3 separate regions of the Homo sapiens genome follow, and all the other regions are linked to region 3. Evidence: read pairs that join two places in POLR2A ChIA-PET (ENCODE). Cell type or tissue: MCF 10A. All regions are shown on one strand. Each heading gives the region's core, and the rest is flanking DNA. Links, peaks and the distances in the headings are about the cores only.

Region 1 (10,671 bases), core at 2,916-5,415, 78 kb after region 3:
TTTTTTTCAGGGTGTGGGTTACAGAATATGCATCTGTTAGAACTTGTCAGACTTTACACTTAACATCTGAGCATGCCCTGAAAAACCAAAACAACAAAGATGAAAACTAGCATCATGGCTCAGGCTTTCATGTCAGATGGACCAAGTTTCAAGTTCTGACTCTGCCACATATTAGTGGGCTGACCTTGGGAAAATAAAGTGTTCTTAAAATCCAGTTTCCTCAGCTGTAAAAAGGGAAGTGATAATGAAATAGAATAATTTATGAGAGCATACAGTGTAATAAATGCCCACTAAATTGTGGTTTTATTTTTGTTTTATTTTATTTTATTATTATCTTTTTAAGACAAGGAAGGTCTCACCCTGTCACCCAGGCTGGAGTTGAGTGGCATAATCACAGCTTACTGCATCTTCTGCCACCTGGGCTCAAGCAATCCTCCCACCCCAGCCTCCCAAATAGCTGGGACCACAAGTGCAAGCCACCACACCCAGCTAATTTTTTGCAGAGACAAATGTATTAGTCCATTTTCAACTGCTATAAAGACATACCCGAGACTGGATAATTTATAAAGAAAGAGGTTTAATTGACTCACAGTTCTGAATGGCTGGAGAGGCCTCAAGAAACTTACAATCATGGTGGTGGGGGAAGAGGCATGGTGGCAGGTGAGAGAGAATGCCTGTGTCAGTGCAGGAAAAACTACCATTTATAAAACCATCAGATCTCATGAGAGTTCACTATTAGGAGAACAGCATGTGGGAAACTGCCCTATAATCTAATTACTTCCCACCAGGTCTCTCCCTAAACACCCGGGGATTACAATTCAAGATGAGATTTGGGTAGGGACACAAAGCCTAACCGTATCAATGAGGTTTCACCATGTTGCCCAGGCTGATCTTGAACTCCTGGCCTCGAGCAATCCACCAGCCTCAGACTCTTAAAATGCTGGGATTACAGGCACGTGCCAATGCACTCAGCCTATTTCAGAATAATAAAAAGACTTGTGACACTGTAGAAAATCATACAATTATAGAAAATAACCATAATCCCATCCAGAGATAATCACTGTAAACCTTTAGACATATGTTTTTTCTATTTATATATGTTCTATTTTTTTCTATGCATATAGTTGAGTTTATAATGAATATACAATGTCAATTTCTTCTTTCATTAATTAATAAAAGCATGCTTATATTATTAGATATGCTTGTAAGCCAAAAACATTGAAAAAGTAAGGTTGTGAACTTCAGGGAATCTGTCTCCCCACCCCACTAGTGGACCAATCAGAGTGAGCTTTTTAAAAAGCAGATCTGTTGTGTTACTTCCTAAACACCTCAATAGAGTCCATTGCCCTTAGAATCAAGTTCAACTTAACAGGGGTACAAGGGCCCTTCACGATTGGGGTTTGAGTGACCTAGACTGGGTCTGGCTCCACTTCTAGTTGCATTTCTGTGGCCCTTCTCCATGTGTCTCTCAACCTCCTTCGCCCATCAAGCTAGCTGGGGCACGTTCTCCTCATGGCAGTGGCTTATGGAGGCACATGGAACGCCTAATACCTAAGACCTAAGCTATGAAAATGCCTCTTAGGATTGGCATAGAGACACACCTACCAGATCTCACAGCCAAGTCAGAGTAAATGGGGAGAGAGGCTCTCCTCATCCTGGCCACAGCAAAGTTGAGGCTGCAGGGAGTGGTGAAGAACTGGAGCCAATAGCTCAATCTACTGCCACCCCCATGTGCTCCCGGCTGACTGACCAGGTTCACCTCCTCCAGTGTGTCACCTGCTCCTCTTCCTACCTTCAGACATCCGACATTTCTTTGTAGATTGCCAGCTTCTCACTTAACTCCTCCTTGACTCTTTCTGAGTCCAGGTCAGGCCAGGTGTCCTGCCGTGTGTTCCCGTAGGACTCTGCACCTCCCTATCATAGCTCTTGCTACACTGCTTTGTGCTTGGATGTTCACTTGTCTATACCCTGGACCCCTTATCTCTTTTGAAGGTTTAGGTGAGCTTGTCCTTGACATGTGAGGTCAAGAATGGGGAAATTTTGTTCCTGAGTACAATCTTTAGTTTCCTGAAATAGAGTACTGGGTATTTCATGCTTTGGGTTAGAAACCTTTGGAAGGGCCCAACTCCAAGTGAGAAAACACACCTCTTTCTTTGGGTTACAGGCAGAAACTAGACTGTGATGGATATCTGCTGCTTTTGCTTGCCCACATCCCTTTGGCCTTTAAATATATATATATATAATAGCAGCTGGTCTTTGGGGAATCCCTTCTTTACCACTGTATACAGGCTTCTGTCCTTGCTAATCAGATGTCCTCCCCCAGTAGTATGAATCAGGTATACAGGCTTCTGTCCCTGCGTCCTGTATCCCCTGCCTTGGCTTAACATTGAGCTAATCAGATGCTCTCACCCAGTTAGGAATCAGGTGGAGCAACCTGATAGGAAAATCCTTTGAAAAGACTTTTCTCAAAGGTAGTCCTTTGCTGTAACTGCCCATTATTAGTTTCTGCTACCCAGACTCCCAGAGCTACTGGGGTTCCTACTGTTGGCTTAGCTTTTCCTGGAATTTGCTATGCTATCATATAGCCTTTTGATAAATTCTTGCATTTTGTTTTTATTAAATTAACCAGATCTCATTTCTGTTACTTATCAGGAAAGTAAGCAAACAAAAAATACCATCACTGACACCACAACCAGATGCTCAAAAACTTCAGAGCCCACTCTGTATGTTTCCCTCGGGTCCACCAGTGAGGGGTAAGAAGTTTGGCAGTTCCTATTTTGGGTTAGTTGGCCTTTGAGCTCTTGTAAAGCTCCTTTTTTTTTTTTTTTTTTTGAGACGGAGTCTCTCTCTCTATCACCCAAGCTGGAGTACAAGGCTGCAATCTCCGCTCACTGCAACCTCTGCCTTCCAGGTTCAAGCGATTCTTCTGCCTCAGCCTCCCGAGTAGCTGGGACTACAGGTGGGTGCCACCATGCCTGGCTAATTTTTTAAAAAAATATTTTTAGTAGAGATGGGGTTTCACCATGTTTAGCAAGATGGTCTTGATCTCCTGACCTCGTGATCTGTCCGCCTTGGCCTCCCACAGTGCTGGGATTACAGGTGTGAGCTACCGCACCAGCCTGTAAAGCTCCTTTTAAGAAGTGAATCTCTGGATGATTCAAGACTGGGCATTTCTATTGCATAAATCTATCCTTTGCTAAGGAGTGAGAGAAACTTCCTGTGGCAGCTGGAATAACAAAGTGGCTACTGAATACTATGTCCTGCACATTAAAAATATATCCCCATTATTATACTTACAGAGTGGGTCTTTAGAGTATTCTTAGAGCTTTGAGGACAGACAGTGTGTGGAAATTACCAGGGTAGGCAGGCTAGAAGGTGGCCTGGGAGCCACCATGTTATATAAAATAAATCCCCTTGCTGTCTATCTATGGATTAATCTACATATGAATCTTTCCATCAGTCATCCATCTACCTATTGTCTATCTACCACTAGACCTGGATGAACTTTCACAGACCCTAGGCATGTTCACATTTTTCATAAGCTAAACAGCTAGGGCATGGAAGCACTACCATGTGGTTAGCCTGGCTTGCTGAAGAGGAGGCCTGAGGCACAGCTGACTGTGGGCTGAGCCTCCCTTTGTGATGAAGCGCCCACTTGCTCGTGACATCGGAGAAGAAAAGCGTGCACCCCGTAGTCTCTGCTTGCCAGAAAGTACTCTTCTGGTGGAAAAACAAATTATGGGATCCTGTCCTAATTTGGGACAAATGACACCTCTAGTTTATTCTTAATTGTCCTTGTATGCAAATTTTCCTTTTCCTTTCTAATTTGTCATGTGAGCAAAGTTAAATTAACCCGAACATGTGGTAACAGACTCGACTGATTTTAAGCTCTTCACTTCCTTCCCTTAGGCATTTAATCAGTTCTATTTTTTTGAACTAGATTTGTTTGGCAAGTCAAAGAGAAGATAACAAGATTGGGGGCTGGGGGGAGGCAGTTTTTTAAAGATAGAAGTACAAAAGGAGCTGCCATCTGAAGTCTCAAATTAGGATGGAAAGCACATTCTCTGCAGCTTTATCTTACTATAATTGAAAGTTTAAAACAGAGTGGATTTCATTTGAATCAAGAGGCTGCAATTAACTTTGTTTTTCTAAGAGGTGCCCTTTTAGTATATCATATAGCATTAATGCCTGCTTTTCACTACTGACTTGGAGTAAAGGGTGTATTCCATTGTGAATATATGCCATTTAAAAAAATATGTTTCATTTTAATAGAATTTTGAAAGGCAACGAGGTACCACAAGGAAACATACACCCCAGGTTTTCAGAAGCCCTGGGTTCTTGGTCCTCTCCTTCATGTTAGGTTGGGGTAAAAGTAATTGTGGTTTTTGCCATTACTTTTTTTTTTTTTTTTTTTTTTTTTGTTTGTGGAGACGGAGTTTCGCTGTAGTTGCCCAGGGTGGAGTACAATGGCGCAATCTTGGCTCACTGTAACCTCTGCCTCCTGGGTTCAAGCAATTCCCCTGCCTCAGCCTCCAAAGTAGCTGGGATTACAGGCACCCGCCACCATGCCCAGGTAATTTTTGTATTTTTAGTAGAGACAGGGTTTCACCATGTTGGCCAGGCTGGTCTCGAACTCCTGACTTCAGATGATCCACCCGCCTCGGCCTCCTGAAGCGCTGGGATTATAGGCATGAGCCTCTGCGCCCGGCCTGCCATTACTTTTAATGGCAAAAACTGCAATTTCTTTTGCCCCAGCTAATACTTACCAGTTGGAGTAACCTTGCATAGGTCTCTTGCTGATGTGAGACATAATTTCTTCTTCCATAAATTATTAATCACTGCCCTGACCTGCCTAACCTACAGGGCCACTGTGCTCAATAAAAGGTAAGGCATGTCGTAAATGTAAGGTGCTGCCAAAATTCACAGGAGTGTCAGCTGGGAGCAGAGTCTGTAATTCCCAGTAGCCACCAAACCAACTTGACCTGGACATGTTCAGGAATGAAGTAAGAACCCAAGCCTTAGAGTCACCCGGGATGGACTTCCTGATTCCTCGGTTCTGAGATATGTCACTATGTATACAGTGGGGTGGGGGTAAGTTGGCCCAGGTTTCTGAAGAGTATTTGGCATTCTCTATTAAAATTCATCAAGTGTGTACCTTGTACCAGGGCTTATAATTTTAGGAAAGCATCCTGCGGAAATACCTGCACATGTGCATAAGAAATAAACATAGTTGTGGTCGGTCATGGTGGCTCCTGCCTGTAATTCCTGCACTTTGGAAGGCCAAGGCGGGTGGATCATCTGAGGTCAGGAGTTTGAGACCAAGCCGGCCAACATGGTGAAACCCTGTCTCTACTAAAAATACAAAAATTAGCCAGGCATGGTGATGGGTGCCTGCGATCCCAGCTACTCGGGAGGCTGAGGCAGGAGAATCGCTTGAACCCCGGAGGTGGAGGTTGCAGTGAGCCAAGATCACGCCACTGCACTCACACCTGGGCAACAGAGTGAGACTCCATCTCAAAAAAAAAAAAAAAAAAAAAAGTAGTTGTTATTGATGATTACTGATGGCCAGCTTCTGGGTTTTTTATACGTATTAACTCATTTAATCCTACAAAAAACCCTCTGAGGTTATTATCCCCACTTCATAGACGAGAAAACTGAGGCATAGAAAGGCAGAGTAAACCGCCCAGCATTATAAAGCTAGCAGATGGCCCCGCTGAGATCTGAAGCTGGGAGGTCTGACTGCAGATCGTGTGTGTTCATCCTCTACAAAGGTGCAGAAGCAAGTTTTGCAGAGCCTGAGTTTCAGAGAAGTTTAGAGAACCTCTTTAAAAAACACAAAATTACACACATAAGTTAGGCACACAATGAATATTTATTTGCAAAGAGAGAATAAACTACAAAAGTCACACATTTTAAAAAGCTGCCAAATACCATAATCACAAAGTTCAGAAAAATAACATAATATTCTTATTAATTTACTGCTTCATGTGCTTTTACAATGCCTTCCTTCCTACACTTTTTGGCTGCATACTCTTTGATTGCTTCTGATTCATATGACAACAATTGTGAAATATCACTTTTCATAAAGAGAGTAGGAAGATAGTTCAGTCTTTCCTATGGCATAGTAAATTGAAATCTGTTCTTTATTATTGATAGTCGTGATGAGAAAACGTGCCACTTCATACAGACATATACTAGCTGGTTGTGGTATTGCTGCAGATTTGGCCCTACAAAGAGATCTTGATAAATTTTATTCTCCCTGATTCTTGTCAAAAAAGAAAAAACCATATGGTACATTTTTTGTTGTACATGCTGAATTATTCTGTTTCTGGTAGACTTTTGTGAGAATCAAAACCCTTTTCATACCTCTGACAATTGGAACTTTCCCCAGACTAGCTTCTTGTTCTGTACATTTCAGACCAGGTCTCTTCCACTTCTGTATAATTCTGTACCTGTTGTCCTCCGGCACGTTTTTACTGAGACATGACCCAGGGTCCTGCAACTTTGGATCTTGACCCCTGTAAGTCAGCATGGGGCAGTAGTACTATTACTGGGCGTCACTCTTACGTTGTGCGGCTGGCATGCACTTACCTGCATCCTGTGACAGTAAATGAAATGTAAGCTCCCTGGAAGGGGCCTGGGCAATGAGGCGCCAGAAGCATAAACTTCTTTGGCTTTGTGGATTTGCTGCACAAAACGATAAAAGAATGATGCCCATCACAACCTGTTTTTAATGATGAAAAACTGGGTAAACCTAAATGGTCATCAGTACAAGACTGGTTAGAATATGGGATGTCCATACAATACACTCCTTTGCAAAATGAAGCCATGCAAGTAAATGTCTTAGGAAAAATGGCTGGGTGCAGCGACTCACGCCTGTAATCCCAGCACTTTGGGAGGCCAAGGCAGGCAGATCACTTGAGGTTGGAAGTTCAAGACCAGCCTGGCCAACGTGGTAAAATCATGTCTCTACTTAAAAAAAAAAAAAAAAAAAAAAAAAGCTAGGCATGGTGGCGCACGCCTGAAATCCCAGCCACTTGGGAGGCTGAGGTAGGAGAATCACTTGAACCCAGGAGGCAGAGGTTGCAGTGAGCTGAGATCATGCCACTGCACTCCAGCCTGGGCAACAGAGCATGACTTCATCTCAAGAAAAAAAACAGTCTTAGGAAAAATGAAGTAAACATCTAGATTTGTGCAAGGCAAGGTATCTTCTTTCCTCATGGTAAAGTAAAAACACAAGTTACAGGATAGTATAGTTAGTATAATTCTGTTTGCATATTTCAAAAATTGGAAATTGGTATATTTGTAAATGCACAGACACATTTTGGAAGCATAGTTAAGAAACCGAGAAGTGATTGTCTCTGGGGTGTTTGGACTGAGAATTTGGGGAAGAAAAGAGGAAGTTTTAATTTTCACTTTTTATCAATACTGTTTGAGTTATTTGACTTTGAGTACATATTATTAACACATATACTCACTTGCAGATGACAGCACCCCAACTCAAAAGAGATTAAGGAAAAAAGAAAATGTATTAGTTCCTGTCACTGGCTGGGAGCATTGGGCAGTGCTGGATCCAGGTGCTCAAAAGGTGTCGTCATGATTCTGCCTTTCTAAATCTCTTGGTTATTTTTCTTCCTCTTTGGCTGAATCCTCAGGCAGGCTTTCCCTTTGCAGTAGCAAATGGTCACCAGCCACCTCAGACTTAAACTTTTATCAGCTCAGCCATCCCAGTGAAAAGAAAGAGAAATCTTCTTCCCTAAAGTTTCCAGTGAAAGCTGTGGTGTTGACTCTGTTGCATCCTTTCTGGCCATACGTCCATCCCTGAACTATTTATGGAGCCTGAAAAGATGAATTAGGCTGAACGACCAGGTGAGATCATATGGTCACCCTGGACCAGAGGTGGGTTCGGTTTCACCCAAACCACATAGGCTGGGCCATTGCCTGAGAGGGAGGAGGGATTCCAGGAAGAAAAACCAAGGTGCTATTCCCTAAAGATGAGAAAAGGGTCACTATCAGGCAAGAACATCTATTTACCACATACACATTCCTTTTACAATTTTAAAGGGAGAGAGAATTTTAAAAAGAGTGTGAATTGTCAGGGGAAAATCTCAGAGCAAGTCAAATATCTCAGCCTTGCTAGTAAAGCAAAATAGAAACTATTGACAACAATTGAACAAAGGATAGAGAAAATTCCTTTCTACTATCTTTTCAAAAGAATCAAAAGTTGCGTTTGTTTGGTGGAATAATTATGCTGGTTGAATAATTAATGGTAAATATTGGGTTGAACTAAATAAATTATAGTATATTTGTATAATGGGGAATATACAGCCATTAAAACGATGTAGTAGATGAATATTAACACAGGAAAATTTACCACAATTACCTTGAGGAAAAAAATGCAGGTTGCAAAACAATATTTACAATACGATCTCACTTTTATTTAAAAATGTGTATGTATGTATGCATAGTAGAAAAACTCAAAACTAGCCTACAATTGTTTCATCAGCAGCTTTTCTGGGTAGATATGTTATGAATGACTTTTATTTTATCTCTTTCCATTTTTCTATTTTCCAAGTTTTCTCCAATGAATATTTATTGCCTTTTTAAATGTAATTTTAATTTTTATTAGTTATTACTTTAGAAAGTCAAACAGCCCTATAAAACATAATGAAAAGCAGTGTCTTGTCTCTCTCTTCACCCTAGTCCTCATTTCCAGAGGCAAGCACATTCAATGCTTTAGATGTTTTTTTAAGTATTTACTTCCATTTTTCTAAATAACATGTTTATATTGCTATTCTTGATATTTCAAATTTATATGTTACATATTGACTTTCTAATAAGGAGTATGAAGACAATTATGTTACAACACCCTTTGAATACAATTCTTTGTTCATTTTCCCGACATGGCTTAAGTCACTTATACCACGCCCGGCCCAATTCTTATTTTTATTCAATTCGTATTTGTTGGACCATGTATTATTCATTGCTGATCCAGGTTGTGTAATTACATTTCCTTTCATGACACATATTTCTTTTAAGGACTTTAATTTGACCCTGAAAACCCTGCCACTAAGTGAAGACCTGTTAAATGGAAAAAAAAAAAAAAAAAAAAAAAAACTGTATGAATATTAACAGGGGAAAGTATTAATGTATCCCAACCGAAGATGCTCAACTTTCACAGATAGGAAAAATATCAATTGAACAATAAAAACAAGCTTAAATAAATAATACATAATGAGTTGATATAGTAAAGACTTACTTTATTCACCAAAGGAGGAGGAGTAGACTTGAGTGTCTGATGGAAGAGGGAGTCATTCTCTGGAAGGTAGGTTCTTGTTGCACCATTGTATTCATCAACTTTTTGGGGTCATAGTTATCATTTGCTCAAGCTGCACTTAAAAACAGTATGGAACTACACCTTTAGGGCTAAATAAAAGCTAAATATGAGAATACCTCAAAACGTGGAAACAGTATGCACACCCAAAAGACTAAAGTGTTGTAGAAAGTCTTTCTTATTTGGCACTCCTTGCATAACAAAGCATTTGGGGCTCATCCATATGCGGCAAGTAACTCAAATTTGCCCAGTATGCTAGTCTATGAATGGAAATGTTGAATCAGTTGGTAGGTATGTCATTGCCTGAAATTGTAATGTCAAATTATCATGTCTTGCAGCACATATATGTAGTGTGCTTCTGGGTAAAAACTTATCCCCAAAACAAAAATAAAAGACAAATAATAGTTGTCTGAAAAGTGGAATAATTTTTCAAGATATATTATGGAGAGGAAATTTTAAGAGTCCTTATATGAGGTAATTACAGAATGTTTTATTTTTCTTGTACTTAATTGTTTTTTAAGAAAAGTTTGGTGTTTGTCAAATTTCTGGTGAAATATTTGTACAGCTATAGAATGCCTCTCTACATAACAAAGCATGTCAGATAATCTACCACTTTTATTTTTTATCCCCAGAGACACTTTCTAGATATCTCTCTTCTCCTGCTCTACTCTGGATTAGTTTTGCTTTTGAATTGCTGTACAGCTGTTTTCCTGGACTTTTCTTTTCCATCCTCCTGAAAATTCCCTGTCTCTTCTCCCCTGTGCTGGATTACCAGTTGATCGTGTTCCTTTTCTTCAGTTTACTCCTTCATTCCCCTGTGCTGGATTACCAGTTGATCGTGTTCCTTTTCTTCAGTTTACTCCTTCATTTTGATGGAGCATATCCTTCAGTAACTTTTTTAGAAAGGTATATGGGAGGTAATTCTTTAAGACCCTGCATTTTCTAAAAATGTCTCTATTCTATATTCACTTCTGACTGATGGTTTGGCAGGCTAAAGAATTCAAAGTTAGAAATAATTTTCCTTCTGAATTTTAAAAGCACTGTTGTGTCATCTTCTAATTTGACGACATTTTAATCTCTATTTTTCCCTGAGAGCTTTTATTCATTTCTGGTGACCTAAAGTTTTGGAATGACAGACTTTGATTTGAGAATTCCTACATTATGCTAGGCTCTTTGAAGGCCTCCTTAATCTAGAAACTTAGATTCCTCCATTCATTAAAGTTCTTCTCTTTTGTTCTTTGATGTTTCCCCTCCTCCATTGTCTCTCTTGGTTATTTAGACTTTGGATCTCCAGACAGATCTTCTCACTTTATTTCATTTTCCATTTCTGTTGTAAT
Region 2 (10,671 bases), core at 3,866-6,365, 57 kb before region 3:
TTTCCAAACTCTTCTGGGATTATTCTTGGTTATCAGGAATCCTAGGGGGTTCTTCACTGAACTTTTCCACATGGTTCGTCTGGGGGCTCCCCCCTTCTTTTGTTTAAACATTTTTTATTTGTCTTTGGCAAAAAATAAAATAAAAATAAATCATAAAGTTTATAGCAAGCTATACAGAGAGAAAAGCCATCCAGAATAATTTATGTTTGATGAGTCTACAGATTAGACAACTGAATGCTGATTTCTGCCTGCAGCCAAGGGAGATGTCTGAACCTGGCTTTCTTCCTCTTTTCTGCCGTAATAATTCTTTCAAAAAGGCACTGCCCTGTCATCACCACTGCCCAGATAGATGTTCAGGAAGGAGTCTGAACCCTGGGAGAGGAAGGCTGATTTCACCTCGCCAGCAAAGTTTCTGCCACCTCCCCATGGCAGGCGGGAAAGGAGGGAGCAGGTGTGATGGGCCACCCAGCCAAGGGGAGTTGTGACTTTAAGAGCACTCCAGGCGTTACCATCACTGCAGGTACCATGCACATCCCATACTGCACCCTTCCAGCCGCTTCCATTCCTTGGGCACAACAGAAGTTATCATTTCCCATAATGGTGTTACACAGCATTTTCATTAAAGCCTAGGCTGGTAATACCATTCCTTTGTATTTAGTACACAGCTCCATGCCGGTCATGCACCCCTCTCTCTGTCTATCTGTCTGTCTCTCTTTCTCAGATCAGCTTCTTGTGTTCCCACAAAACAGCTTCTGTTCAAACTTCTGCCCAGAGCAACTCCATCTCCAGACACCTCTCCAACCCCAGTAAAAATCCCAAACTTGTGTAAACACGCAAAGGTCTGCTCAAAGCTCAGCCTCCAAGAACAGGGAGGCGTGGAAGGAACACCTCAGCACACACTTGCCAGGCCCAAGAATCACAGGCCCACAGTTCAGCAACAGGACACACAACCAAAAACCACAGGAGGAAAGGTTTCAAAAGAAAGAACCAACTGAAGACTTTTTTACAAAGTATCTTTTTGAGGAAAAAAAAGGGGGTGTGCCTGCAAAGCCTGCCTTACCTTAGCTCTCCACCAATGTCTTCCTGATCCTAGCGGACAACACTTATCTATGGGGCAGCAGCAAAACTGGTGGATGGGAGGCAGAAAGATTTCAAGGCATCTGTAACAGCCACTGTCAATCACCCCAGCTAGAGAGAAGGAAAAAAACTCAGGCACACTCCCCTGGGGGTTTGCAAACTCCTGAGAAGAAAAGGAAACAGACTTTGTAAAACACCATCCAAAGAAATAGACATCACTCCTAAAGAAAATATGGCACATATATACCATGGAATACTATGCAGCCATAAAAAAGAATGAGTTCATGTCCTTTGCAGGGACATGGATCAAGCTGGAAGCCATCACTCTCGGCAAACTAACACAGGAACAGAAAACCAAACACCACATGTTCTCACTCATAAGTGGGAGTTGAACAATGAGAACACATGGACACAGGGAAGGGAATATCACACACAGGGGCCTGTAGGGGGGTGGGGGGCAAGGGGAGGGAGAGCATCAGGACAAATACCTAATGTATGCAGGGCTTAAAACCTAGACAATGGGTAGACAGGTGCAGCAAACCACCATGGCACATGTATACCTATGTAACAAACCTGCACATTCTGCACATGTATCTCGGAACTTAAAGTAAAAAAAAAGAAGAAGAAGAAACAGACATCATTCCTTCAAAGTCCCTTTGCATCAGCAAACTGCTGAGAGGCTAAGAAGCCCTGCTAATAAGCACACAATTTCAGAAAAAAATGTATTATTACCCAACTGCCCTTATGAATCAGGCATTATCCTCAGTACTGCTCAAAGGACAAGAGATAAGAACACTCAGCGATATTTGGAAAACAAAATATTTCTCAGGTTGCCTGTACAAATAAGGAACAGCATTTCTATCTCTAAATATACCAAATATAATACCTTTGGGCAAGCTGATTTATACAAAATGGACATTTTTTATATTTCAAAATTAACGGTAACTTTAGAAGTATAATGGAAATAGAATTGAAACTGCATAAATTTCCAACCTCTGCTCCCAAACATCTGACTTTTTTCTTTTCAACTTTTCCATCCAGCTTTTTTCCAGTTTTAAAATTCCCAGAAGTTCACATCTTGAAATACAATAGTCCTCCCTTTTCTGCAGTTTCGTTTTTTGCAGTTTCAGTTACCCTCAGTCAATGGACTTCTGAAAATATTAATGGAAAATTCCAAAAATAAACCATTCATAAGTTCTGAATTGTGGTCCAATTCTGAGCGGTGTGATGAAATCTCGTGTCGTCCTGCTCTGTCCTGCCCAGGATATGAATCTTCCCTTTGTCCAGCATACACACACTGTCTACACTATCTGCCTATTAGTCACTTAAGAACGGTCTCAGTTATCAGATCAACTGCCTCTGTCTTGCAATGTTTGTGTTTCAGTAACCAATTTTATTTAATAATGGCCCCAAAGCACAAGAAGAGTGATGCTGGTAATTCAGGTATGCCAAAGAGAAGCTGTAAAGTGCTTCCTTTAAGTGAAAAGGTGAAAGTTCTCGACTTAGTAAGGAAAGGAAAAAAAACTTATGCTGAGGTTGCTAAGATGTACAGTGAGAAAAAATTTTCTATCTGTGAAATTGTGAAGAAGGAAAAAGAATTTGTGCTAGTTTTGCTGTCACACCTCAAACTGCAAAAGTTATAGCCAGAGTGTGTGATAAGTGCTTAGTTAGGATGGAAAGGCATTAAATTTGTAGGTGGAACACATGGACAGAAATAGGTTTCAGTTGACAGCAATTTGGTACTATATTCGGTTTCAGGCATCCACTGGGGGTCTTGAAATGTACCCCCCGAAGATAAGGGGAGACTACTATAGAATATATTAATCAGAATTCCTAACCCCTAGAGACTTTAGAATATAGAAGAACAACAATCTAAACTGATTAAAATCAATAGTAAGAAATCACTTTCGAAGAAAATAGCAAACTTCTATGACCGTACCTGCCTTCTTCCCCACAGTCATGCAGTTAGACTATGAAGTCAAACAGTCATGATGCTGGTGACAGGCCGCCACTCAGACTTCCCTTAGACGTGATGCCTGCATTCGTGGAGCACCCACTATGTGTTAGAGCCTGCACTGGTGCTTTCTGTTTGTCATTTAATCCACACTGCATCGGGTAGCTACTTATACCCATTTTCCAGATGAGGAAATTGAGGTTCAAGATGACAAGCCAGGTAATGAGAACTAGCATGCAAATCAGGCTCTAACTGGCTCGCTAAATCTCTTTCCAACTGACCTCTGCTATGTCCCCAAAATAGCAGAATAGACCTGTTGATGAAGAATACATAAGTTACAATTGCTTATGGTTCTCTCTCCACCCTTTCAAAGGTTATAATATCAGTATTATTGAGGTAGCAGAACTTTTGATACACAAATCCCAAATTAATTATACATCTGAAGTGTTGAAGGACCACCCAAATCTAGACTACAGCAATGACCACTGTGTTCTCACTTCTAAAATTCCTAGCCAGTGACCTCCTCAACAATGACATTTTTCACTGATTGGGGCCATGGAACAAGATATTTATATTTAATAGATACCCGCTGCCTATCGCATGCTCTGTTTTGTAGTAAGCACTCATTCAACTAACTGATTCATTCATTTACCCAAAAAGAAAGCATTAGACACCTACTATACTCAAGGTTGCAGGGAATACAAGACTTGAGCACATCAAAAACCTACTATTGAGCAGGAGAGAAGAAGTGTGCACCTAAAGAGCTATAAAATTAAAATTATTTTATAATTATAAAAGTTGGAAGTCATAAATGCCACAGAAGAAAGTAAGAAATGGAATGTAAGAATTACTAAGAGGGGCTGGGTGCGGTGGCTCACGCCTGTAATTGCAGCACTTTGGGAGGCCAAGGCAGGCAGATCACCTGAGGTTAGGAGTTCGAGACCAGCCTGACCAACATGGAGAAACCCCACCTCTACTAAAAATACAAAATCAGCCAGGCTTGGTGGTGCATGCCTGCAATCCCAGCTACTCAGGAGGCTGAGGCAGGAGAATTGCTTGAATCTCGGAAGCAGAGGTTGCAGTGAGCCAAGATCGCACCATCACACTCCAGCCTAGGCAACAAGAGCGAAACTCCATTTCAAAAAAAAAAGAATTTCTAAGGAGGGGGAAATTTATTCCAGGGGAAGCATCATGGAATGCTGCATGGAATAATTTCCACCCAGGCTGCTTTGCAGGTTGGGTATGATGCAGACCTCTATTCCAAATGAAACGCTGAGCTAAATGGAGGCATGAAAGCAAATGGTCATGGAGAGGAGGATATAAGGGTGGGAAAAGCTTTAAGTGCCAGACTATAGAACTTGGACTTAACTTTATACACAAGGAGAAGCCAACATCATCCGTTTTTGAGCAAGGGAGTGACATGAGATGAGTAATGCTTCAGGTAGGTTAACCTGGCAGCCCTATGTAGAAAGAGATGGGAAAGAAAAGTAATAAGAAAATCCAATTTGGAAGCTATTGGAAATTTTTAGGCATCCATTTGGGAATCAAAGAGTTGGGTCTATCTTCACTAATTCCAAAATATATTCTTCTTCTAATAAGAAATATTATGAAGGGCTGGGCAAACTTAAAGTAAATAAATCTATTTAGTCTCTTGACTATTTGCTGAAGGCAGAGACAACTCAAGTCATCCATCTCTGGCTTTGGAAAACAGCAGATGGTATTTTTGGCAGCAGATCCACTGTCCTAGTTATATGTTTTGCTAAGGCTAATGCTGTACTTTGTTTGCATTTCTTCTGCCTGCACCATTGGAGCAAGGGGCAAGCAATCCTAAAATGTAACAAGCAATACAGAGAGCTACCCTGGGCTTCAAATTTTAACACTCAGATACTCCAGACACAAACACAATAAAGTAGGTTATACTCTTCAGTCCCTTATTCTGATAGTATTTTTTGAGGCCTGAGCACTTTGTCAATAATTCTGACCAGTTTCCTTCAAATCTTCAAAACCCCAAAGACAACAAGCAAGATAAAAGCAAGGAGTAGAATCCGATCATGAGTGGCTATGTATACAAAGCTGGAGAATTCCTGATACTGGTTACAGATTTCTGGAAAACTTCTTCGTAAGAAAAATAAAACAATCTTTTTGAAAACTGTGTTATTTGCAGACCTGCCTTTTTGATGTGCTCTTTTCCATAATATGAATAATGGAAAAAAAATGTTGCAGGAAATGAAGTGACTCATAGAATTTTCTGCATGGATTGAATTTCTGCAACTTTCGGTAAGCAAATCAGCAACAGAACGAATGGCATTTGCATTTCAGCAACACCCAATCCACTTATAAGGGTGCATGACAGTGATTATAGTGGAGGTGGGAAACCCATTCTTTCCTAAAGAGTCTAATTTTATCTTCCCAATTCCACTTTACATCTTTCAGCATAAACCTCTGGCTGGGTGGAAATCCATTTCTATTCGGATAGAAACTAATTTTTCAGGTATGTAAGTGAAAAATAATACAGGACTGTCTTCTCCAATGCTATTCTTAGCCTTTTGTAAATCCAGGTGACCAGGATAGACAACCAGATCCTGCAAAGGGAGTTCGTCAAAGCCCTGCCTATGATGACTGCTCCCAGAGCAGGGGGTCTAAACTATGGTTTGGAAGCATTTGATTTAATACTATTAAAAGGTCTGTCTCAGAGCAAAAAAGGGAGTTTCCTGGGAAGCACTGCCAAGATAAGGAAATTAACTCTTCAGGAAAGTTCCAGGAAGAGAAAGGTAGAAGTAGCCACAGATATGAGTTGGGGAAAGGATGGACATTTCAGCAGTATGAAATCCATTTCACTGGATACCAGGAAACCAGGATAAAAGTGAAGGTGTGTACTTACTTGGGCCTTGATCTCAGAGTGTTGGAGAAGAGAGAAAAAAATACAAAGGAGGGAGATATCTAGCCGTGTCTCCATGTGGAGACAAAGGAAGGTAAGAGAATGGTCAATTAAAGGGAATAAAAAGACGATATATATTATTTTCATAACCAAAGCTGTAGGAGACTGCTATAATCTCCACAGTTGTAATGCTGCTGTAAAAACATGTTTTTAAAAATAAGGCCTCAGTGGAAATCGAAATCCAAGCTGGAAAGCCTACAAGGAAAACAAGGCAGTACTTCTTCCCTGAACAGCACAGTTTCCTGTGAATACACAGTGAATAAGAGCGGATTCATTTCTTAAGAAGACAAAACAAAGACCTCAGTTCTCTTGAATATGCTTATTAATATTTAGCCAGTTAAACATGGGCCTTTCCCAGTTGCAACTTGCCAGCCCATAAATATTTACTAGGAATTGACACAGGCACATACAGAGACAGATAAAAAATATATATATTCATTCTTTCTCACCCCATAGGACTGGAACACCCAAAGAATTGCCTGTGTATCGACAAACCCAATCTTGCAATAGGAGCATTTAAAGTTACATTTCTTGACCCCAACAAACTCCTGGGAGAAAGGATCCCTCTCCCCAGATTCTAAATTCCTCCTTATATTTTCTCAAGCCTTGAAGAGGTCCCAACACCAAATAGGAATGCTACCGTCTTCCATGAACCCTGGAGTTGGGATGGAGGAGGCTTTCCTTGAGGTACAACTGCACTCTCATCAAAGCACAATCTGTATCTAATCCACATTTTCAGGCCTCAGGTGCACATTCAAATGGCTTTTTGAAAAAATATAGGATTTTACCCAATTTGTTTACCCATTCTGCCTGGTTTGCGTCCCCAAGTGTTCTTTACAAATGACAAATAATATGCCCTCCTCACATAAAAATGGCCCTAATGATAACTACCATTTATTGGGTATTCTCCATGTGCCGGAGCCTTTACAAGCATCTAATATTTATAACAACTTTAATCAAAAGACTCATTTGCTCCCTTCCACAAAGGAGAAGAGGCCACTCAGGTAGGCTGAACAGTCCACCAGAGGTCACGTGGAGTAAACTGAGTGTCTGGGATTTCTACAAGGGTTGGGTCTGCCTAAACTTTATTTCATCTTCACTCAATTCTTTTATCTGGCCACAAAAACATAGCCATGGAAAAATCCAACCATCTCACACCCGCTTCCCAGCACCTGAACTACAAGCTTACATTGCAGCCTGTCGGATTCTCCTGCCAGTTTCCCCTCAGAAAGAAAATTTACGAGGACTGTACTAAAATCACTGGTCTGCAGAGGCTGCAAAGTGACTTCTAGTTTTAAAAACTAACACGAGTCTCCCCCAGAGCTGATTATTAGGGCTGATGCAGCTCATAAAATGGACCATAAGACCATTTCTGTTCTAACAGTTTTGTGTTTTCCTTTTCCAGAGTGCTGGCTGAGGAGGACTGCTGAAGAAATGCCTTCCCAAGCCGCCGGTCCTTCCACACTCAGGCAAGCCTCAGGACTGCCTTCGCCTCTTCCCTCCCTCACCTTTATCAGATTCTCTCCAGTATGCACAAAGGAAACATGATTAACCAGCCTCCCTACCAGAGGGTGATCTCAGATGGGTCCCAGAAGCAGGTTCTAATTTACTTAAGTGATGAGTCTCTCCAGTTACTCAATCCTACAATACCGGCCAGTAGATATAATTGCAAAGCAGGTAGGCTAGACTCACCAACCTGCCAATTCAGTGCCAACAAACATTGCAAATTACAGGGTATAAATTTAGCAGGGTGGGTCTTGACACACATTCCTGCGAATTACACCTTCTCTCACTAGTAGAAAGTGCATTAATTACTTCGGGTGCATGTACGACTTCCACTTACTCGGAGCTTTCTGGAAAGCTATGAGCAACTCAGAGTAATCCATGAAGATTAAAGTATAAATAAATAATGACTGCTGGAGGAGGTGGGATTTTTCCAAAGCTCTTGGAATCAGAATTGTTAACTTTCTCCCCCACAGACTGAGAGAGTCACTGAGGCCCACTGTGTGGGGCTGGGGACAGAGTAACCCAGGTCAAGGCACAAATATGGGACCAGTAGGGCTGAACCTTGAGCAGGATGGTGGCAATGGAGCAGCCATTTCCTCCCTCTTGGGCTAAAAGTGCGACTTCCCCTGCAGGAAGGGGAATAGTCGACATCTGGAGCAAGGCAGATGCAGCCAGAAGTAAGGTCTGAATCCACGGGCTTGAGCCCATAAGGCAATTTCACCCTGTGTGATAACAGTGGAGCACTATTTATGCACCAGGCACTGAGCTAAATATCTACATCCTGCATTGTCATGGGATTGTTCACCACCACCATGTGATGGAGGAAGGAACCAGTGCTAAGTTTACAGAGGAGAAAACTAAGGCTCAGAGAGTTCAAAAACTTGCCCAAGGAAACATAATCAGACAGTCATGGAACCCAGGTCTGTATGACTCTAAAACCCACACTCTTAAACACTAGGAACTGCAGCAGCTATGGAGAGGCAGCGAGCCCAAGGTGCCCAGTCTGGGATTCGGGGAGGGTGAACCACCATCACACATCCATTCAGTAACTCCTACTTCGTATATGCCTGGCACACAGCTCAGCGCTTTCACTAAACCTGTTCCATTTAATTCTCAGAACAACTCTGGGAGGCATCTCATCCCCTTGACTGCACCCTTAAGGAAACCAAGGCTGGGAAAAGTCAAGAGCATCCAGCTAATGAGTAGAAAAGCCAACATTTTAATTCATCCATATGCTTCCTAAAGTCATGGCTTTTCCCCTAATCTGTGAATTAATTGTAACTCTGGTAACTATGGCGCCCACATAATTTAGGGAGAAAAGAAGGATTAAACAGAATCAAACTGCTGGGGCTAGAGGAAAACACTCAATGATGCTACCCACCATTGAGGTCTCTGAGCCCATATTTCCTGTGGGATGAGGAACGACTGGGCATCTATAGTGGGCAAGGGCGCAGTTTTTGTTTAAGTTGCTCAACATCTTAGATATGGTTTGGATTTGTGTCTCTGTCCAAATCTCATGTCGAATTGGAGGAGGGGCCTAGTAGGAGGTGACTGAATCATGGGGATGGATTTCCCCCTTGCTGCTCTCGTGATAGCAAGTTCTCATGAGATCTGATGCTTTAAACATGTGTGGCACTTCCCCCTTCGCGCTCTCTCTCTCCTGCCACCATGTGAAGAAGGTCCTTGCTTTCCCTTCACCTTCTGCCATGATTTTAAGTTGCCTGAGGCCTCCTAGTCATGCTTCTTGTTAAGCTTGCAGAATTGAGAGTAAATTAGCCCTTTTTTCTTCAGAAATTACCCAGTCTAAGGCAGTTCTTTATAGGAGTGTGAAAATGAACTAATACAGAAAATGGGTACCAGGAGTGGGGCACTGCTGTAAAGATACCAGAACATGTGAAAGTGACTTTCGAACTGGGTAATGGGCAGAGGTTGGAATAGTTTGGAGAGCTCAGAAGAAGGCAGGAAGATGTGGGAAAGTTTGGAACTTCCTAGAGACTTGTTGAATGTTCTTGACCAAAATGCTGATCGTGACATGGACAATGAAGTCCGGGCTGAGGTGGTCTCAGATGGAGATGAGGAACTTATCGGGAACGGGAGTAAAGGTCACTCTTGCTATGCTTTAGCAAAGAGACTGGTGGCATTCTGCCCCTGCCCTAGAGATCTGTGGAACTTTGAACTTGACAGAGATGATTTAGGGTATCTCACAGAAGAAATTTCTAAGCAGCAAAGCATTCATGACCTGGCTGTTTCTAAAAGTGTATGCTCATATGCATGAACAAAGAGATTATCTGAAATTGGAACTTATATTTAAAAGGGAAGCAGAGCATAAAAGTTTGGAAAATGTGCAGCCCGGCCATGTGGTAGAAAAGAAAACCCTATTTTCTGGAAAGAAATTCAACCCTGCTGCAGAAGTTTGCATAAGTAAAATGGAGCTGAATGTCAATAGCCAAGACAACAGGAGAAATGTCTCCAGGGCATTTCAGAGAACTTCACAGCAGCCCCTCCCATCACAGGCCAGGAGGGAAAAATGGTTTTGTGAGCAGGGCCCAGGACCCAGTTGCTCTCTGCAGCCTTGGGACATGGTGCCCTGTGTCCTAGCCACTCCAGCTCCAGCTAAAAGGGGCCAAGGTACAGCTCAAGCTGTGGTGTCAGAGGGTGCAAGCCTCAAGCCTTGCCAACTTTCACATGGTGTTGGACCTGTGGGTGCACAGAAGGCAAGAGTTGAGGTTTGGGAACCTCTCTCTAGATTTCAGAGGATGTATGGAAACTCCTGGATGTCCAGGCAGAAGTCTGCTGCAGGGGCAGAGCCCTCATGCAGAACCTCTACTAGGGCAATGTAGACGGGAAATGTGGGGTTGGAGCCCCTATACGCAGTAACCACTGGGGCACTGCCTAGTAGAGCTGTGAGAAGGGGGTCACCATTATTCAGACCCCAGAATGTAGATCCACTGATTGCTTGCACTATGCACCTGGAAAAGCCACAGGCACTCAATGCCAGCCTGTGAAAGCTGCCATGGGGGCTGTACCCTGCAGACTCACAGAAGCAGAGATGCCCAAGGCCTTGAGAGCCCACCTTTTGCATCGGTGTGCCCTGGATGTGAGACATGGAGTCAAAGGGGATCATTTTGGAGCTTTAAGATTTAATGACTGCCCTGCTGGGTTTCAGACTTGTGTGGGGACTACAGCCCCATTTTTT
Region 3 (10,671 bases), core at 5,523-8,022:
GGGTTCAAGCAATTCTCATGCCTCAGCCTCCCAAGTAGCTACAGGGACCACAGGTGTACCCTACCATGCCCGGCTAATTTTTTTTCTGTATATTTTTAGTAGAGATGGGGTTTCACCATGTGAGCCAGGCTGGTCGCGAACTCCTGGCCTCAAGTGATCCACCAGCCTCAGCCTCCCAAAGTGCTAAGATTATAGGTATGAGCCACCACACCTAGCCACATTTTTCTTTTAAGAGGAAAGCCTGAATTATAATGACATATATTAAAAATCTGATAAATCTATATGATAGGTACACTACTGTTTGTTATACTGTTCTCAGATCTTTTACGCTATTCGGAAGATTCAATAATTTAAAGTAATTAAAAATATATTTTAAAGCACCCAAGTTAATCTTATAATCATCTAGGCTTAATAAACATTCAAGTATAGAGAACAAGCATAAATAAACTGCAATACTGTGTGTTAAGTTCTACACGAACAAATACAAGTTACAGGCAGCCATTAAGAAGTCAGAGATTAATTCTCTGATTGGGAGTTGAAGATGGGAGGACACTTTTCTAGAATAGGAGATTCACTAGCCAGGTTTCAGAGGGTGAACAGGAAGCTTTCTCTGATAAACTGTCTGCAAACACAGTCATATCCTTAATTAATAGTGAGACCAGACAGCAAACAAGAGCACACAATCCATACGGCTGCGCTGAGCTGTGGGAAAAGTTGCGAGCTGGGAGACGGCGTTCCTTCTCCATCAGGCTGACCAGAATCATGTGCTAAAAAAGCCAGCAAGAAACAGGGATCACTATGGTACCGACACCATCTTGATTTGTATCAGTTCACCCGTGTGGCAAGGCCTGGGAGCCTGGAGGCCCAATGCTGCTGGGAGGGGCAGGGGATGGAGGGTCCAGTGACCACAGAGCCTTCTTGCAAAGTTTCCAGGAGGGTCTGCAATCTAGACGAGAGCAGCGCACGTCTGCACACGTGAATCAAGGTCTGGGGTGGTTGTCACCTTGTACTCATGTAGTATGGTTTTCAGTCTTTTTTCCACCCCCTAGGTAACACTCTCCCATCGATCTCAATGAGGGAGAGGAAGAGTGGCTTCCTCTTCCCCAACCCTTGAATATCACTGCTGTAAAATGTAGGGGGTAGTTAATTGATGGGAAAAGGTGGACTGAAGAAATTGGAAGAAAAGAAGATCCAAGGCTGGGCAACAACAGGCTTTGGAACAAAATGCAATAGTAACACCAATGATCAGACCAGGCACCCAGGAGTCCTGAGAGAGCCTACAGGAAAAGGAGGGCCCTCAAGAATTGACCTACACCAAAGGTCAATTCTTCGAGGTGACTGACATCAGATCTCTAGCTTTTAGTGAGTGGGGACTACTACGGCCAGATTGGACTGAACAGAAGAAAATAAAGAAATGAAGTGCTGGGCACCAAGCACCATGGGGCAATTTGTACCTCACACACATACACACTACAAATTTGAATCATCTGTTTCGTAAGAATTTTCTTTCCGTGGAAGAATTATTCTACAGTAACACTGTCCATTAGAACTTTCCTCAATGACAGAAATGCTCTGTGTCTGTGCTATCCAATCCCATCAGCCACATGGGACTATTGAGCATCTGAAATAGGCTGGGTGTGACTGAGAAACTGAATTTTTACATTGTATTTAAACTTAACTAATTTAAATTTCAGTAGCCCCAGGTGGCTAGTGGCCACCTTACTGGAGAACACAGGTCAGTGACATCCTTCTTAATGTCTGCATAGTATTTTAGTATACTGGCACGATAACTCTCCCCTACTAGTGAGCATTTTGTTAGTCTCCAGTGTTTCACCACTATAAATGATACTGCCACAAACACAGGTATCCTCATTGCCAAACTTTTGTACACATTGCAAACTATTTCACTGAGTTAAAGTGCTAGAAGTGGAATTGTGGAGTCAACGGGTAATTTCTGTTTTTAGGGATTTCCTACATATTAGAATCACCCACTTAAAATAACACAGATGTGTACGGCATTGTATTTTTTTCTTTTCTTTTCTTTTTTTTTTTTTTTTTTTTGAGATAAGGTCTCACTCTGTCACCCAGGCTGGAGCGCAATGGCACGATCTCAGCTCCATGCAACCTCCGTCTCCTGGGTTCAAGCGATTCTTCTGTCTCAGCCTCCTACCTGAGACTATAGATGCACACCACTGTGCCCGGCTAATTTTTGTATTTTTAGTAGTGACGAGGTTTCGCCATGTTGCCCAGGCTGCCCAGCCCAAACTCCTGAGCTCAGGTGATCCACCTGCCTCAGCCTCCCAAAGTGCTGGGATAACAGGCATGAGCCACCGCACCCAGCTCATTTTACTTTTTACTAGCTGTTTTTACATCCTACACGATTCCAACTGGATTCTCATGACCATCATGTAAAAGCAGAGGGGCCAGGTAATGTCATCTCCTACATATAGACAAGGATATAAGCTGTGAGGCAGCATGTTGCTGGCTTGGGTGGGTCAGATGATTTTTACAGCCAACATCAAAGAATACACCCAGCATTCTGTGATGGGAGACTTCTTGTACTCGTAGATTAGTGTAACATGGGAAAACGTCTATGCTATATTCAGAAGTGAAAAAAGCAGGACATGAAATTATATTCCACGTATGATCAAAACTATCTAAAATCAATATAAATAAATAAACCAATGTGTTAAAAATCTTTAGGTGGTAGACTGTATGTTATGTGTTTCTACCTTTTGTCCAAGTTTTTATAATAAACCTATTACTAATCAATAACATTTAGTGAGCAATTATAAATAAAGTGTGGCCAGGTGCAGTGTCTCACGCCTGTAATCCCAGCACTTTGGGTAATCCCAGCACTTTGGGAGGCCGAGACAGGCGGATCACGAGGTCAGGAGATCGAGATCATCCTGGCTAACGTGGTGAAACCCCATCTCTACTGAAAATACAAAAAATTAGCCGGGCGTAGTGGCGGGCGCCTGTAGTCCCAGCTACTCAGGAGGCTGAGGCAGGAGAATGGTGTGAACCCGGGAGGCAGAGCTTGCAGTGAGCCGAGATTGCACCACTGCACCCAGCCTGGGAAACAGAGCAAGACTCCGTCTCAAAAAAAATAAATAAAATAAATAAAAATAAAGTTAAGTGTTTTGCATGCATTATCTTATTTAAAATATTTCTACATGGTAAGGACCATTATTATACCTATTAACAGACGAAGATGTGATGGATTTAAAAAGTTTAAGAAACCTAGCCAAGGTCAAGGCAAGGAACTGGAATCTGAACCCAGACTGACTCACTCTAAAGCCTGTATTCTTAATCACCACATCAATGCCTCTCAAACTTTAATATGCACATGTATCACTTGGGGATCTTGTTAAAATGCAGATTCTGATTCAGGTGATGCTGATGCTGTTGGTCTGTCAACCACACTAAGAGTAGCAAAGCTCTACACAATCCATATTGTAAAATCTTAAAAGAGAAAATACACTATATTCAACCAGGAAAATGTTTTCTAATAATTATTTTGAATTTTATTTTTAGAGATGGGGGTCTTGCTATGTTGCACAGGCTGGTCTCCACTCCTGGCCTCAAGCGATCCTCCTGTCTCAGCCTCCGGAGTAGCTGGAATTACAGGCATGAGCCACCATACCCAGCTCTGTTATCGAATAATTTAAATAACATGAAAGCTTAATAATATATAACAAAAATACACCTTCTCCTCAGTAACCTTTACATCCTCTTTCCATCCATATGAGAGGCCCGAAGCTGCTCTTGTAAATTCCCACCAGCAGACTCCCCTTGGGCAGCCACTGGTGTCAGACTCACTAAGCCCAACTCAAAGTTAATCAACCTTCTCATCTCATTAGCAGGAAGGATTTTATCCCCATAGCTTCCATGAGTGAGCACTTCTGTAGATCCAGGGAGCAGGTGTGTAGGAAAGGCCCCTGGGGGCTCCCCAAGGAACTGGTCAGTCCCACCCACCATTCCCACTGCACACACCACCCAGTCCTCAGCACCTGATGAGCACTTCCCCATTCCCACAGACTTTACTTAAAACATTAGAACTATGTATTCTCTAAATATTTTAACCTTCCAAAATTTGGCAAGCACCAGCTAATTTTATACTTGAAGAACCTTCAACATCCTTTCATTATGTTCCTAATTCTTCATGTCTTTTTATGTGGGATGATCAGATATTTGTTTTTTAATGAATCTTTTGTCATTTGCAGTAACCCTGTTTATCTATTTTAATGCTTAATGCTATGAAATTACTTATATGATACCATAAAAGTAGTCCTTACATAATGGATTTTATTTCCTTAACTTTTCACTCTATTTATATCTCTTGAATTTTACTACGTGTCCGAAAGTGAGCAGATAGGTGATTTCTTTTAATAAGAGTAACATTTTGCTTTACATTTAGTCTTTAGTTGATGTATTCATATCACCTTCCACTTACCTTTAATGTTATATTTACTGATGTGCTTCCTTCCTGGAATCATTTGCGTGGTTTGACCAGCAAAGTTTTATTTCCTTTTAAACTAGACCAGAAGATAACCAATTGTTCCTTACTATTTCATGTGTTTAATACTGTTTTTTTGTTTTGTTTTGTTTTGAGAGAGAGTCTCATTCTGTTGCCCAGGCTGGAGTGCAGTGGTGCAATCTCAGCTCATTACAACCTCCACCTCCCAGGTTCAAGCGATTCTCGTGCCTCGGCCTCCCGAGTAGCTGGGATTACAGGCATGTGCCACCATGCCCGGCTAATTTTTATATTTTTAGTAGAGATGATGTTTCGCCATGTTGGCCAGGCTGGTCTCGAAGTCCTGGCCTCAAGTTATCTGCCCGCCTCGGCCTCCCAAGGTGTAAGCCAGTGCACCCGGCCTAATACTGTTATTTTATAAAACAGACCTGCTTTAATTTATTTCCTCTTGGTGACCTCTCCTACTTGTTCAGTAAACTATGTAAACTCCCTTCAAATGGAATTAAGATGCATAGCAGTTTTCATTAGCCTGTCAGAAACCCTTTTGATATGTCACATGCTAGTCTCATAATGAATCTAATTTATCACCTGATTTAAAATTGCTATAATACATTGCCCTCTCAAAGGCCTCTTTTTCTTTGTCTTTTTAAGCCAAGGGATATCCTGTAAAGATCTTTCCAAGTCTTTGAAGATCAATGAGACTGTTCTAAACTCCAGCGAAGGAGAAGCAATTTTCACCAAAAGGCAAAGTTAGCTTGGCCAGGTAAATTTCATTCACCATGGCTTAGTCTGACTCTCCCAATTCCGTCTCTTTTTCAAAGTCATAGTCATGTCTTTAGTGATCCCCTTCATTCCTTCTTGTAGGGTAACTTACAGGAAATCCTACTGTGTGCCTGATACTATGCCAAGCACTGAATCAGGTTCTGGAGTATAACAACAAATAAGATAGACATCAAAAACACAATAGACTCCATCCCACCTCATGGAGCTTTAGTCACACAGGAAAAGAGAAGAATTCTTTTTTCTGTTCAGGATTGTTGCCAAGTCACATTTTATGGGTACTTTTAAAAGATGTTGACGTTGCCCTTCAATTCTGGGCAGTGTTCCTTCCGCTGAATATATATACATTCATATTTTGTACCATCTCTGACTGTTCTGGTATGCTTATTATTCAAAAACTGAACCCTATTATATTTTTGACACCTGTTAGCTTTTCTTGTATTGTCATCATTATCATTTACTTGAATAACACAAATGAACTCTGGGTATGCTAAACCTTTATTATGTCACCACTGCCCTTCATAGGATCCACCGATGTTTATTGTTACACTGTAACATTTACAAGATTAGTTCTATCTTTCATTAATACCAAATATTCTTAATGTAAAAGTCATTCTTTCCAACTTTATCTCTTTTACAGTAGTAAGCATCAACTCATTCCAATCCTGCTTCCCCAGGTTCCTGCCAGCTGGGCTCACTTGCTAGTATCATACTTTTTAATCAAGCTTATGCCAATGTTTTTATCAATCTGTTTTTGAAACACCTTATTTAGTTCTGTTCTGGTTTCTCTTAGCATTAACCATTCTTTACAGCTTGAACTCTGATGAAATACCCTATGTTGCTAATCACTCTTCCCCTCCCCAAATTCCCCCAATTTTATTTTTATAATAAAAAAACAAGTTAAATTTAGAACTTTCCAAATCAATCAAGAGGCTTTTTTCAACGGACTGTGGAACTACAAGTGTGACTAGGGCTCATTTTTCAGCCATGTCCAATTAGTTTAACGACGCCTGGAGAACACTGCTCTGATTCAAGGCTAAAGCTGAAGGAAAATGTTCCAGTAATGCCATCAAAGAGGACACACTTCTGACATTCGCTAAGCCAAACTCACTCGGTCTTATAATAATGAGAAGGGATTTTTAATGCAATAAAATTAAACACCCTTTATGCTTTCATTTCTTTATGCCAACAAACACATAAGTGTCCCACTGCCACCTGGAACACTGGCACCTTGGGTATGCAAGTCTTCTAAATCAAGTTATTCATAAATTCCACATCCTTGCAGCACCCGGATGCCCAAGGCCTGTTCCAGAGTAAGCTAAAGGGCCTGCCCTCCCTCCCCGTGGCCGCTCGCCAGGACAGAGACAACATCGTCTGCACACTGCGCTATTTGTCTGTCAAAAATCACAGTTGGATTTGGGCAACAGCGAATTCACCCAATTTATCACCTGTCTCTTGATATCACAATGACTCAACAAAAGGAGAGTCCGGTTCTCAGGTCTCTGGAAAGGCCTTGGGAGTAAGTTTAAAATCCTGGGGTTCACTCTGCTCTGCCTGTAGCTAACACTTTACAGGCCTGTGGCATTACTTTCTCACAAGACATCACTGCCTACTTTCGCACAAGAGCCCCTTAGTTTGAAGCAACAAGATGGGGCCAATTATTTCTAGTTTCTTTCTGGAGCAACATATTAAAATTTCAGCTTCCACAATAAAGAACATCAATCTCTAGTTCAGGAAATGTTCTCTCATACATGGACCATATAAGCTTAAGCTCAGGGTCAGAAAGTAATTCTAAAAATACTTTAATTTCTCTTTTGATACGAGGCATTATCATCAGTACTGTATCTTTGTCTAGAAAATATATTTCCAGACTTTTTGAACAGTGGGCCCTTCTATTTGGCACCCAGCACTATTTGAGGGAAGTGCTGAAAAGAAATTGCTTTTGGTTGGTATTCCAACAAAATATTCCCATAAAGGGGGGAAGAATTATCTCTATCATTAATATATTCAAAGGCAAGTGTCATGGTGCTGAAATAACTTGTTTATTCTTATTTTTGTTTAATAAATTCAGTCTTTGCAAAAGCCAATTTCAACACCTATACTGATACGTTCTCCACATAGGAGAACAGCAGTTTCTATCTGCCAAAGACAGGCCATTTGAGTAGAATCAACTTGAGATGCCCCCCACTCCAATGGCTCTCTAACAAATCATTCTATCCAACACGATAAGCATGAAGTCAATATTGACATCCCTATGCAATGCTGGAATTCTCCAGCACAAGGTAGACGGTGCAATTCTTCTCCCAACACATACAGACTTGGATTTCTATTCTATACCAAAGCAGCAGGGCCAGTGGTTAGGAGACCAAGTCTAAGTCACGCAGACCCACGTGCCAATTCTGAAACTATCTCTTACTGGTCGAAGGTTTAGGAAAGTTACTGAACCTTTTAGTTTCCTCATCTATAAAACGGTAAAGCATACTACCCACCTGAATAAACTACTCTGAAAATGAAATAAGATCCACCAGCAGGGAAAGCATTAAATAAATTATAGTATGTACACACACCAGAAAGCTGTTTTTAAAAGCATGGGTAGGTATATAAGAGCCGAAAGAAAGATGGCCAAGAAGACACTTTTATTTGATGTTGTAACATCTCTGACATCAGGATGTACCTAATGGCCAACTGCATCTTCTAAAAGCACAGGGTGGGCGGAAGCTGTGATTTATTGGTCACTGGCAGTGCCTGGGTAAACTTGGTCACAGCTGTTCCTATTTCGTCACTTCCCTCCAGTTATGTGCATGGCTGGTACTACACAGGTTGAAGTGACCTGCTATTTAGAATGTCCTTCAAAAGATGATGTTAAAATGTGGCATTGAAATGAAAAATTAAACACATTTGTGTATACACAAAGAGGCAGGGAAACAGCATGAATTTGATAATAGTGAAGCAAATATCTCTCACTGCAAGAAATTACCATAATTCCATATTTTCTTGCAAAGCAAGAGCCAGCCCTTTAAGAGAATTAAAAGAGGAAAACACAAATAACTGAAGGTGTATCAGCTGTGCTTCTGAGATAGCAACAAAAGGGGTGTCTGTTCAAGAGCCGAGCAAAGCAAGGGAAGGTGAGGGAAACTGCCAAATTGCTTGGGACTAACTGAAATGTCTAAACAACAGGAGACAGATGTGACGCATTCACATGGCTCAAAATAAAATTGATGAAATATAGTACTTGAGTTAAAAAGCCAGCCAAAAAACTACAAATAGAGACAAGCAGGAGCTCATTAAATTATGTCTCTGTGTGTGTGTACCTGTATATAATTATAAATCCATGTTAAAGCTAAATTGATATATACCAGACAATTCACAGTAGTTACTTAAGGGAGGGGAGAGAAATGGGAAAGGAAGATGAAGGAGGATTTTAATGTTTTATTATTGCCATTACTTCTAATTTGTATGAATTTTGTATCATAAGCACGTACTCAGTCTGTGTATTTTTTTTTAATTTTTTATTTTTTGAGACAGAGTCTCACTATGTCACCCAGGCTGGAGTCAGTGGCACGATCTCGGCTCACTGCAACCTCCACTTCCCAGGTTCAAGTGATTCTCCTGCCTCAGCCTCCCAAGTAGCTGGGATTACAGGTGCGTGCCACCACTCCCGGCTAACGTTTTGCATTTTTAGAAGAGACGGGGTTTCACCATGTTAGCCAGGATGGTCTCGATCTTCTGACTTCGTGATCCGCCCACCTCGGCCCCCCAAAGTGCTGGGATTACAGGCATGAGTCACTGCTCCTGGCCCCCGTGTATTATTTTTGCAGTGTTTGTAATTCAAGAAGTTTATAACAAAATAAGACACGTACAGTGCTTGCCACCCTGCCAGACAGAGTAAACCTTCAATGAATGGGAGCCACTCTCACTCTTCTAGACACCACAAAAGAAAAAGTATCACAGACACTTAATATATGATCCCAGTCCCTCAAGGAGCTTTCAATCTAGCAGGATTTAGAAGGTAAGAAAGGTTTTACATATACAGTATATATATATAACCAGGGTATACACAGACATACACATACACATACACACATACACATATATACTGTGTATGACCATAAGGTAAAGAAGGCTATTGTCCAAAAGCCACAGAAGACATTTCTAGCTCAAACCTCAGAAGCCTAGAGCTAGAAAAGTCACAGAGCACCAATACACGTATACCAGTATTTTATCTTGAAAGCTAAAGAAGCAAACTAGGACATGTGTCATCACCTCTGAAACCTGTTCAAGAATGACACATTGATTAAATATCCCTGAAGACGCAGTACCCATGTTTGCCTGGGCACTGTGACATCTTCACGGCTCTGTGTTCCCATCAAGGTCCAAGATCCATCAGTACAACTCCTGTCTAGAAATGCCTCCGAGATTACACTGGCAGAGAGCCTCTACCCTTCCCAGATAACGAAGAAGGTCAACAATCCCATTTCCATCAGTGGGTCATTTGGGTCTTCAAGGGCAAAGAACAAGTTTTACATGGCTTCGCCTACCCCTGGAAATAGACACAGTGCCTGGGTGTGGCAGAGATGATGGCACAATGACGAACAACCAAATAAAATATTAAGAAATTGCTAACTATCCAAAGACAAAGAAAATGACATTTGCACACTCAGGAAGCTAAAGCTCCTCACTACAGAAGGCTTTTCCAAGAGGGCATGGTTTCAGATAAATGGACCTGAACTGAAACAATGTGCATTTCTCCCCAGGAAGCCATCGTCCTCCTCTGGGTGCCACCTTGCATCCTGTGAATTCATGCCCAAAAGAAGACAGCTGCAGATAAGTTATGTGGCTAGTCTGAAGAGAGGTGGAAGCACAATTCTTAAGGAAGGTTTGGAACAGAGCAAAGCAAAACGACAGCTGGAAGGAAAAGTGTCTTAAAGGAACTGAAGTGTTATAAAGTGACACAGAGCAACAAAGAGACTTTAGAGAAAAAAGTGTACGATGAAAACTTCTAAAAACACACACACACAGCTTGCCGCTAGTAGAGATGATTTTCCCAAGCACCTGCAGAACGAATCAAGTTGTAAGGCCTTTTGATGGCAAGGGAGAAGGAATTATGGGGAGGGAAAGGGGAGCCCAGAAGAACAATACCTACTCTGTGAAGTGGAGGAAGGGGAACTTCCAGGGTTAGGATTTCAACACAAGACTTCCAAGGCAATCTGGCAGCTTGTGCTCCTATAGCCCTCCCTCAGGGCTGCTGAACCTCCCAGGTTTAACATTCAGGGAACCAGGTGGCTTTTGGTGTCAGCTGTCACCTGCCTATCACCTGCTTTCTCTGCATATGTCTCTCCCAAGGAAACCACATATAGAAAATTCCAGAAGTTTTCACTCTGACACAAGAGGAAAGCGAGAGGGAAAGGGTCAGT

What was found. ChIA-PET counts read pairs that join two places held together with the same protein. Peaks named below come from ENCODE experiments on the same cell type or tissue, not always from the same donor. Only the 100,000 strongest peaks of a DNase experiment are listed, where the experiment ranks them.
Region 1: POLR2A ChIA-PET joins it to region 3 with 6 read pairs; 3 of 35 experiments call an interaction of 5 or more read pairs at or near these places.
Region 2: POLR2A ChIA-PET joins it to region 3 with 7 read pairs; 2 of 35 experiments call an interaction of 5 or more read pairs at or near these places.

Annotation. Positions count from the first base shown.
Region 1 is chr11:35,868,214-35,878,884 of GRCh38, reverse strand. No RefSeq gene overlaps it. Among named protein-coding and RNA genes, the nearest start is that of LDLRAD3, 71 kb to the left of the region's middle. In MCF 10A, for the core only: no CTCF peak of the experiment used is centred there; no DNase peak of the experiment used is centred there.
Region 2 is chr11:36,004,323-36,014,993 of GRCh38, reverse strand. The region is part of intron 1 of LDLRAD3 (low density lipoprotein receptor class A domain containing 3); the gene reads right to left. It overlaps MIR3973 (microRNA 3973), which reads right to left and starts at 4,896; the gene lies at 4,790-4,896. In MCF 10A, for the core only: no CTCF peak of the experiment used is centred there; a DNase peak (open chromatin) is centred at 5,303.
Region 3 is chr11:35,949,186-35,959,856 of GRCh38, reverse strand. The region is part of intron 1 of LDLRAD3 (low density lipoprotein receptor class A domain containing 3); the gene reads right to left. Among named protein-coding and RNA genes, the nearest start is that of LDLRAD3, 10 kb to the right of the region's middle. In MCF 10A, for the core only: no CTCF peak of the experiment used is centred there; a DNase peak (open chromatin) is centred at 6,636.